Linked DNA regions of Homo sapiens: region 1 is linked to region 2. A link is a loop called in an ENCODE intact Hi-C map of the cell type or tissue named here. Cell type or tissue: Calu3. All regions are shown on one strand. Each heading gives the region's core, and the rest is flanking DNA. Links, peaks and the distances in the headings are about the cores only. Region 1 has its middle 26 kb from the start of UBASH3B. Region 2 has its middle 35 kb from the start of SNORD14E.

Evidence for each region. Hi-C counts contacts between places; a loop is a spot of excess contacts. Peaks named below come from ENCODE experiments on the same cell type or tissue, not always from the same donor. Only the 100,000 strongest peaks of a DNase experiment are listed, where the experiment ranks them.
Region 1: a loop joins it to region 2, with 6 times the contacts of the local background. A loop is called at or near these places in 20 of 110 quality-filtered maps.

Annotation. Positions count from the first base shown.
Region 1 is chr11:122,626,582-122,631,958 of GRCh38, reverse strand. No RefSeq gene overlaps it. Among named protein-coding and RNA genes, the nearest start is that of UBASH3B, 26 kb to the left of the region's middle. RefSeq lists a silencer at 2,684-2,978. In Calu3, for the core only: a CTCF peak has its summit at 2,810; a DNase peak (open chromatin) is centred at 2,828.
Region 2 is chr11:123,020,657-123,026,033 of GRCh38, reverse strand. No RefSeq gene overlaps it. Among named protein-coding and RNA genes, the nearest start is that of SNORD14E, 35 kb to the left of the region's middle. In Calu3, for the core only: a CTCF peak has its summit at 2,700 (motif pointing right); DNase peaks (open chromatin) are centred at 2,713 and 4,873.

The DNA.
Region 1 (5,377 bases), core at 148-5,147, 390 kb after region 2:
TACCCCCTTTTTCCTCTTTTTAACCCACCATGATGCTCTCGAGAGGATCAGTACATCTTTGATAATATTCACAGTAAGTAATAGAACAAAGCCGACTAGAATTTTAATTTGCAAGCATCCAGCCCAGGACTGAACTTGCTGACAACAACCCTGCCAAAGGTCATTCCCCATTTGCCAGAGCAACTGTAGTTCTGGGGAATGCAACACTTATCAAGGCAGCTATTTCAGACAGAAATCTTATTTTTTTTTTTTTTTTTGTGACTAGAGACAGGGTTTCAGTATGTTGCCCAGGCTGGTCTCAAACTCCTGGCCTCAAGTGATCCTCCTGCCTTGGCCTCCCAAAGTGCTGGGATTACAGGCACGAGCCACTGTGCCTGGCCCAGAAATCTTTGTATGGGGTTACAGTTTTTGTCCCTTTAGATCTAAAACCTATGCATTGGAGGAATTGAAAACTCTTTTAAACCTGCTTTCTACACGACAGCCCAGCACATATTCAAGCTCTTTGTAGATTCAAGATAGCTCTTGAACCAGACATGGTGACATGTGCCTATGTTCCCAGCTACTTGGGAGGCTGAGCCAAGGGGATTGCTTGAGCACAGGAGTTTGAGGCTGGAGTGAGCTATGATCATGCTTGTGAATAGCCACTGCACTATAGGCTGGGTAACACTGCGAGACTCCATATCAAAAAAAAAAAAAAAAAAAAGAAGGAAAACTTTTGAATCTGAATCTGATTTTTCTATGATAAAAACTTCAGTTCACTCATGATATAATTTTTTTTTTTTTTTTTGAGACAGAGTTTCTCTCTTTTTGCCCAGGCTGGAGTGCAACGGTGCGGTCTTGGCTCACTGCAACCTCTGCCTCCCAGGTTCAAACAATTCTCCTGCCTCAGCCTCTCAAGTAGCTGGGATTACAGGCATGTGCTGCCACTCCTGGCTAATTTTTTGTATTTAGTAGAGACGGGGTTTCGCCATGTTGGTCAGGCTGGTCTCGAACTCCTGACCGCAGGTGATCTACCCGCCTTGGCCTCCCAAAATGCTGGGATTACAGGCATGAGCCACCATGCCCGGCCTTGGAGGCTACTCTTAGGGACAACATAGAATCCACATCTACCTCCCACTGCCACTAATCCCAATGACATGGGTAGAGGCTGGTGCTCTTTGCCATAAAACTGCAGACAGGCCTGGCGGAGGACTTGTAGAACTTGAAGTGGGAGATCCAGCAGGACTTGGAGGAACTACAAACATGATCCTGTCCTGAGACAGTCCCGTGCTGAAGAGATGACCCTCCCATCCCCATGAGCAATGACCTGCCAAGTGGGGCGTCACCCGAAGTCTCACCCAGCCCTCCTAGGTAATTCCTGCTGTGCCCCTTTCAGCTTCCACATTGCCTGCACATTTCCTTAGAGGCCGACCGTAATCCAGGACCATATAGAGAGGAGATTCCTGGAAACGTAGTTCCAGCTGAGCTGAGCTGACACAGTACAAATCACCACAATACCTTAAGGACTGCCTACAGACAGTGATTTTAACATCTCAAGTTTCAGGTGCTTCTGATGCCTTCAATACAAAAATTGTTTCAAAAAGCCTGGAGTAGACACAATGACCTTCTGCTGGGGGGCAGTTGAGTATTGGGAAATCTAAATGATACATCACATTGTCAATTGTCTGACTAGTTCATGAAAAAACAAACCAACCTTCTTTCTAAGTTTATACCACACGAAAGAATAAAAGGTGAAAGATTCAGCATCATGCAGCAAAGTCCAAATCCCTGGCTGACTGGCATTACCTTCCCACCTTTCTGCCTGCTCCTGGGTCCACATGGGTGGAAACCATCATCTCAGTGGGGGACTGAGGATTGAGGTCACTGCTCTTCATCATAGTGCAGGTGAAGGTGTTCAGGTAGTGTCGACGGAGTGGTGTGTGTGTGTGTGTGTGTGTGTGTGTGTGTGTGTGTGTGTTTTGGGAGTGGGGATGTGTGAGAACAGTATTTACAGAAAACATTCTTTCCCTGGGGGCTGGCTCACACCAGGAAGGGAGACTTTCCCACTGCCAGTCTCCTTGGGAGACTATGTGTCAGCAACACCAACTGGGTGACCAAATAGTGGTGATTCCCACAGTTCTTGGCTATGACCCTGTTATTATCTCTGCCTGCCCTGTCTCAAAAAGAAAAAAAAAAAAGGGCCAGGCGTGGTGGCTCACACCTGTAATCCCAGCACTTTGGCAGGCCAAGGCGGGTGGATCGCCTGAAGCCAGGAGTTCGAGACCAGCCTGGCCAACATGGTGAAACCCTGTCTCTACTAAAAACACAAAAATTAGCCAGTCGTGGTGGCGCGCACCTGTAATCCCAGCTACTCGGAAGGATGAGGCAGGAGAATTGCTTGAACTCAGGAGGCAGAGGTTGCAGTGAGCCCAGATTGTGCCGCTGAACTCCAGCCTGGGCAATAGAGTGAGACTCGGTCTCAAAACCAGAACAGAAACAAAAACAAAAAACAAAGAAAGAAAGAAAGAACTGGTTATATGTATTGTTCTTTGCCAGTTTGCAAAGAAGTGCTTGTTTAATAACTTTTTGTACATATTTGACTCGGGGCTTATTTTCATTTCAATCTGGTCACAAGGTTGCAAGAGAGCAGTTAATTTTCACCTGTTGAAAAAGACCCAGGAGTTGTGTGTTGCTGAGATGGCTCAGTCAATTTACAAGTAATTTCTCCTTTTCACAACGCCAGTCGCCATCTCCAGCTTCCTTCTTGCCCATCCACTAACAATGGTATTTTGTCTCTCAAACCAGATTTCACCCTTGCACAGAAACGACCCCTTGTGGCTTTCCCTGGGGCCTGCATCCCTAGGGCTGGCTCTGATGAGAGTAGCCAGCCTTGGGTTCGCCCTCCTGGAGGAGGAGGAACCTCCTCCTGCCTCCCTCTTACTGCACAGGATGCCACCAGTCTGTTGGAAGCAGAAATGAAAAAGAACAGTCTGTTTGCCAAAGGAATGTGTCTATGCAAAAACATATAGCTCAACACAACTGCTGCACCGAGAGGAAAATCGTAGCATCTGCCAACCCACAAAGCCTCCTCACAGCTTTTCCCTGCATCCCTCCCCTTCCAACAGCAGCCACTGTGCTTATTCCAATCACAGTGCAACAACTATTTTGGAAAAGAAGAGCCCGGGCCTGCAGCAGCCATCTGATGATCTAAGAGCTGATTTGTACTTGAGCAGATGAAAAATACTGCCACTGTTGACCTCGGGGAGTTGAATGCCATGGGGTGAAATTTTAATGATGCTTACATTTTTAAATAGTTTTTCATGACTTTTAACTGAGGAAGTCTGCTGTAAGGATGAAACCAGATAAACTAATGTTCAATGATAGTGGAAGCTATTTAGTTGAAACTGATAGCAAATATTTATTGCCTATATATTATATTCAAAGGACTGTGCTAAGTGATGCAGAAAAGTCAGAAGTGTTTTATTGGGCCCTGATTTTTCTTTTTGGCCCTTTGTTGTGTTTATTTTTTATTATTTTTGAATTTTTTGAGACAGTCTAGCTCTGTCGCCCAGGCTGGAGTGCAGTGGCGTGATCTCAGCTCAGCACAACATCTGCCTCCTGGGTTCAAGTGATTCTTCTGTCTCAGCCTCCCTAGTAGTTGGGATTACAGGTGCTTGCCGGCACCACCCAGCTAATTTATGTATTTTTAGTAGAGATGGGTTCATCATGTTGGCCAGGCTGGTCTCAAACTCCTGACCTCAAATGATCCACCTGCCTCAGCCTCCCAAAGTGCTAGGATTCCAGGGGTGAGCTACCCCACCCAGCCCGTTATTGAGTTTAGAAAACAAATATTGCTATTTTCTTTGGGTCCATTATGAATTCTGGTGCTGTGATCTGTCATTGTGCCCAGGATTAGAACCAGCTGATGGGTGTGCAACTTTAAAGGCACCGTTCTAAGATCCATTAGGGAAAGCCCAGTCCATTACAGAGAAGGGAGTCTCACTCCTTGGCTCTTTCCTTAGTCCTGCAATCTCTGTGTCACTCTGGACTTCTGCCAGATGGGTAGGGAGTCTGTCTGCATCGCATATTCCGCAGAGAGGATGAGCTTGGGTGTTATGACTGGTTGTGAATGTTGGGAGCCAATTTATTTCCAATCTTCCCAACAGGTAGAATTGTTACAGCTGATTCCTTTACTGGTTGACCTGTTAAATAATAACACATCTCTGAGACAAACATTAGGTATTTCCTAGAGACTATACGATCCAAATCCATACCTGGGAAAGGATATTCTCCCCATTAGCAAGGCTCTGTGACTATTTTTTGTTTTTTTGTTTTTTGTTTTTTTTTTGAGACGGAGTCTTGCTCTGTTGCCAGGCTGGAGTGCAGAGGTGCTATCTCGGCTCACTGCAACCTCTGCCTCCCGGGTTCAAGCGATTCCCCTGCCTCAGCTTCCCGAGTAGCTGGGACTACAGGCCAGCTGTGCCTGTAGTGCATCACACCTGGCTAATGTGCCATCACACCTGGCTAATTTTTTGTATTTTAGTAGAGACGGGGTTTCACCATGTTGGCCAGGATAGTCTCGATCTCCTGACCTTGTGATCTGCCCGCCTCAGTCTCCCAAAGTGCTGGGATTACAGGCGGGAGCCACCGTGCCCGGCCTGTGACTGTTTTTAAACAGGTGTCCTTGTTATAATACTAAAAAGCCTTTGGGACTTTTATTTTCTGTTTCGGTGGAAGGGCCTGGCAACATCACAAAAGGATGACACTAGGCTGGGCCTGGTGGCGCGTGCCTGGAATCCCAGCACTTTGGGAGGCCAAGGCAGGTGGATCACCTGAGGTCATGAGTTCGAGTCCAGCCTGGCCAACATGGTGAAACCCCGTCTCTACTAAAAATACAAAAATTAGCTGGCTGCAGTGGTGCATGCCTGTAATCCCAGCTACTTGGGAGGCTGAGGCAAGAGGATTGTTTGAACCTGGGAGGTGGAGGTTGCAGTGAGCTGAGATCATGACACTGCACTCCAGCCTGGGTGACAGAGTGAGACTCCATCTCAAAACAAACAAACAAACAAACAAAACTGACACTAGCTTTGAATGGTTCTCTATTCTTACTTCTCAGGGAATGAACCTTAATAAGTCAATTGGCTTCAGAGTCTCACCTTGGTGGAGGTACGGGACTATGAGGGGATGTTGCCAATTCCTCTTTCCCCTCTGTTCCAGAAAGTCACAGAAATGGGGCAGTGGAACAGGTTCTCCTCAAATAGGTTCTTACTAGAGATTCCCTTAGTGAAGTGTTTGGGACTTTGGAAAAAGTAAGAGAAGACTCTAGCTTCTTGCAGCAAAATAAGAACAAATGCAGTATGGAAAACAGAGGGGCAGGTCACTTTTGCGTGTGAAAGCA
Region 2 (5,377 bases), core at 287-5,286:
TGAAGAGCAGCTGTCAGTTATTTTGTGGAACATCCCTCCATTTGGGTATGTCTGCATTCCTTGCAGACATTAAATTCAGGTTATGCATTTTTGGTAAGGATACCACATAAGGGATGCCATGTCCTTCTCAGTGCATCATATCAGGAAGCACACAATAAGCTTTAATCTTGGTTAAGGCTATATATGCCACATTTCTACATTGTGAAGTTATGACATTTCTCACTGTAATTAATAGGCATCTCATGGAAAAATACTTAGAGACTAAATAAATATCATGTTTCTGGTAATAATTTCATCCATGAATTTTAGCATCCACTGATACGTTCTTGAAAAACAATTTTTACTGTGATCTTTGCCATTGGTGACTTGCTATTTGCATCACTCCTTCTGCATTTATTAATTGGAGTATTACAGTAAGAAAGAACTTTCCTTTCTTCCTCATTTATTTGTTTATTCAATTTTTTATTTAAATAAGTATGGGCTCATGAATATTGCTTTTAATCTGTGAGTGAACATTATTATCTTTTAAACATTTTTGTTGTTCAGATTGTCCCAGATCTAGGAGTCTTACCAAGTTGGCTTGTGTCATTTCAACATGTGTCCATCATTTTTTGAGCACTTCCTTAGTTACTAGCTCCACAAGATGTCCTAAGTTCATTCTGTTCTTCCCTGCCCCAGCCGTATAATCAGCTATCTGTTTAAGTAGACCGGGTTCCTTTTTACTGGAGAATAATATTTAGAAAGAAAGATCTGCAGTGAAATCCCGTCTCTACTAAACACACACACACACACACACACACACACACACACACACACACACACACATTAGCCGGGCGTGGTGGTGGGTGCCTGTAGTCCCAGCTACTGGAGAGGCTGAGGCAGGAGAATGTCGTGAACCCGGGAGGCGGAGCTTGCAGTGAGCCGAGATCACGCCACTGCACTCCAGCCTGGGCGACAGAGCAAGACTCAGGCTCAAAAAAAAAAAAAAAAAAAAGATCTGGGCACTAGATGCTTACTGCTACTGGGGTGTCATTGTTTCCTCCCTCAGTGATCAGGGCTAGGAAATATACGTATGTGTACACTTAAACATGTCTTTACTTATTTCCCTGTCTCTCTATTAAAAACTATGACTTTGCCGGGTGCAGTGGCTCACGCCTTTAATCCCAGCACTTTGGGAGTCCGCGGTGGGCGGATCACGATGACAGCAGTTTGAGATCAGCCTGGCCAGCATAGTGAAACCCTGTCTCTACTAAAAATACAAAAATTAGCCGGGCGTGTTGGCGCACTCCTGTAGTCCCAGCTACTTGGGAGGCTGAGGCAGGAGAATTGCTTGAACTCGGGAGATGGAGGTTGTGGTGAGCTGAGATCTCACCACTACACTCTAGCCTGGGCAAAAGAGAGACTCTGTCTGAAAAAAGAAAAAACAAAAAACAAAAAACAAAAAAAACCTATTATTTTATATTGATACCTCCAGTTCCATTCCAGCTCTCAGGGTTCATTCTATTATTTCCCTTTCTTGTTTTTAATTCCTTTCTCTGACAGTAAAAAATTCGGTGGTTATTATTCACAATGTATTTACTTATTTGTTCAACACTAGATTACACATAAAACAGTTTTAGAATTTCCAACCTACAGCCTTGTGAAAAACAAATTTATTAAATACAGTAAAATTTGTGTGCTCTTTGCGTTTAGAGTACATAGTTAAATAACAGTCCAAAGTTACTTAATTCTTTTTTCTCACCTCTTTTATTGTGGTTATGTTATAAACCTGTAATAAATTGAATGCATTTTTTTTTCTTTTGAGACGGAGTTTCGCTCTTGTTGCCCAGGCTGGAGTGCAATGGCGCGATTTCGGCTCACCGCAACCTCCGCCTCATGGGTTCAAGCGATTCTCCTGCCTCAGCCTCCCGAGTAGCTGGGATTACAAGCATGTACCACCACGCCTAGCTAATTTTGTATTTTCAGTAGAGATGGTGTTTCTCCATGTTCAATGAATATTTTAAAACATAAATAGTATTTGTAAAAATATATTGAAAAACACCATATATATGGAACTGTCTTGCAGACAACTTGAAGGCTTGGAGAAATATCTCCAGGCTAAGTACTCCCAAGCCTGTAGGAGGGTTAGAACCCTCATCTCTTCCTACCTTACTCCTTTCACCGGATGTCCTTATCTGTTTCTGTATCACCTGTTTCCTTAGTCCTGTGGGAAGACATTCTCACAAGTGCTTTAAAAGTCCTGAACTTCACTCTAACCCACCTCCACTGAAGTTTCCATTGGTTTGGCCGCAGGTCAAATAAAGCCTTTTTGTTCCTTTTTTTTTGAGACGGTGTCTCGCTCTGTCGCCCAGGCTGGAGGGCAGTGGCGCGATCTCGGCTCACTGCAACCTCCGCCTCCCAGGTTCAAGCAATTCTCCTGCCTCAGCCTCCCGAGTAGCTGGGACTACAGGCGCACGCCGCCACGCCCAGCTAATTTTTTGTATTTTGTTAGAGACGGGGTTTCACCGTGTTGTCCAGGCTGTTCCCGAACTCCTGAGCTCAGGCAATCCGCCCACCTCGGCCTCCCAAAGTGTTAGGATTACAGGCGTGAGCCACCGCGCCCGGCCTTTTTTGTTACTTTTAATACCACTTTTGTCGCTGGGGAGTTTTCTACGCTATCAGCCCTACCTGGATCAAAGATCTCACTGCAATCCCTTTTCCTTTTCGCTTGTGCTGAAGATGGCCACCAGGTGGCACTTTAGAGTCTCCTTCGGCCCCATTTTGAAAGTCAGCTGCTTGGATTCGGTTGACTTTAGAAAGCAACGTATTCATGAGATGGGAAGAGATATTCTAGTTGCTTTTTAATTTTAGTTAAGAAATTTCCTGCCATTTAGGTCCAAGCAAAATGAAAAAAAGGAAGCACATTTCAGCCTCTGTCCTCTTCTTTGCCTAGGAATCTTGAACTCCTTCCATCTTCCTTTATAAAACTTCTCTCAAGGAAAAACAAACATACATATTTGTTGATAGCCAAAGCGGGTTTATCTAAGAGTGACTGAGCTCCTTGGTCTATCAGCCTCTGCAAAAGAAGCTCAGACAGGACATCAAGAGGCTGGAATCCAGGTAGAAACTCCACCACTGACTCTCAGTACTTCCTTGAGTCATTTAGCTTTTTTGGAGCTTCAGTTTTCTTATGTGTAAAACAAACGGATTGAACTCCATGCTCTCAAACACAAATCCCTCAGATGCCAGGTGGATACCATAAATCTATGAAGAGGCTGAAGAGGGGTTTAGGACAACAGGATCTTGTATCGACTAAACTAGAATTACAAAATGCATGCTCTATGAAATGCATTCAAATTTAAATTTTTAAAAAAAGATTGAAAAGACCAAACAAAATACCTCTGGGCATTGAAAGTGTTCAGAAAGCTCCTAGTGTGCAGTTTGTAGACTGGAGAATCTTTATCACTGAGGTTTCTTTTCTTTTCTTTCTTCTTCCTTCTGTCTCACTCTGCACCCAGGCTGGAGTGCAGTGGTGCAATCTTGGCTCATTGCAGCCTTGATCTTCCAGGCTCAAGGGCTCCTCCTGCCTCAGTCTACCAAGTAGCTGGAACTACAGGCACGAGCCACCATGCCTGGCTAATTTTTGTGTTTGTTTTTTTTTGTTGTTGTTGTGTTGGATTTTCACAGTGTTGTCCAGGCTGGTCTCAAACTCCTGAGCTCAAGCAATCCATACGCCTCAGCCTCCCAAAGTGCTAGGATTACAGTTGTGAGCCACCGTGCACAGCCTCACTCATGCTCTTCTATCTGTTTGAAATATTAGCCACTACCCCTGTTCTCCATCACCTCTGCATAACTAAATCCTAATTTTTTTCTTACAAAACCCACTCAAATGCCACTTACTCAAGGATGTTTCCCTTGATTTGAGTCTTTCTAAATTAAAAGATTTTTTTCTTTCTTCTGAATTCCCCTCCTTTTGGCCCTTATTGCTTTTTTAACTGTATTATTTATGTGCTGGTCATCAGTCTTTCACTACATATTTACTTTTAAGATCCTTGAGAGCAGAGTCCATGTCTAATTAATTTTATGTCTCCAACATCTGGAAAATCAGCCAACAAATATTTATTGAGTACCTAGTTGATTCATGTTTACGTGATTTTAGGCACTCAGCACAAAATTGTGGAGACTTAATAAGTGTTTGCTGAATTAATGGTATTAAATGGCCAGCCAGGATAGCAAAAATGAGAAAAGAAGATACTACCAAATGTTAGTGAACATGTGGAAGAATTGGAAATCTTATACTCTGCTGGCCCCTATAATCTTTGCACTCCAGTGTGTTCCAATCACTTTTTCACTTTTTTTTTTTTTTTTTTTTTTGCAGACAGATTCTCTCTCTGTCACCCAGGCTGGAGTGCTGTGGCACAATCTCGGCTCACTGCAACCTCAGCCTCCCAGGTTCAATTGATTCTCCTGCCTCCGCCTCCCAAATAGCTGGGACTACAGGTGTATCCCACCATGCCCAGCTATTTTTTTTTTTTTTAATTTTTAGTGGAGATGGGGTTTTGCCATATTGGCCAGGCTCGTCTTGAACTCCTGACGTCAAGTGATCTGCCCACCTCGGCCTCCCAAAGTGCTGGGATTACAGGTGTGAGCCACCATGCCCGGCCTCCCATCACTATCTTATGTTGCATGGCAAGAGGGATTTTGCAGATGTAATTAAGTTTACTAATCAGTTGATGTTACAATGGGAAGATTGAGCGGGCCCAATCTAATCCTATGAGCCGTTTAAAAGCTGAGAGTTTTCTTCAGCTGGGGGCAGAAGAGGAAGTCAGAGAGATTCAAAGCTCAAGAAGGACCTGATGCATTGCTGCTGATTTAACAATAGAGGGAGCCCCTGGGCCTGAGTGTGGCCTCTGGAAGCTAAGAGCAGCCCTCAGCTAACAGCCTGCCAGAAAATGGAGACCTCAATCCTATATAACTGCAAGGAACAATTCTGGCAACAACCTCAATGGGTTTGGAAGCAGAATGTTCCCTAGAGCCTCCCAGTGAGAACCAAGACCAGCTGACACCTTGATTTTGGCCTTGGAAGCAGAGAGACCAGTTGAGCCTGCCTGGACTTTTGACCTACAGAACTGTGAGATAATAAATGGGTACTGTTTTAACCTACTAAGTTTGTGGTAATTTTCTATGCAACAATTTCAAAACAAATACAGACACTCAAGCAGCTCTGTGGAGGGATGCACAGGGAGAGGAACTGAGGCTCCCGCTGAAAGCCAGCACCAACTTGCTGGCTATGTGAGTGAGCCACCTTGAAAACATGGATCTCTGTCCCCAGTCAAGCCTTCACATGACTGCAGCCCTGCTGACATGTTGACCACCACTTCATGAGAAGGTCTGAGCC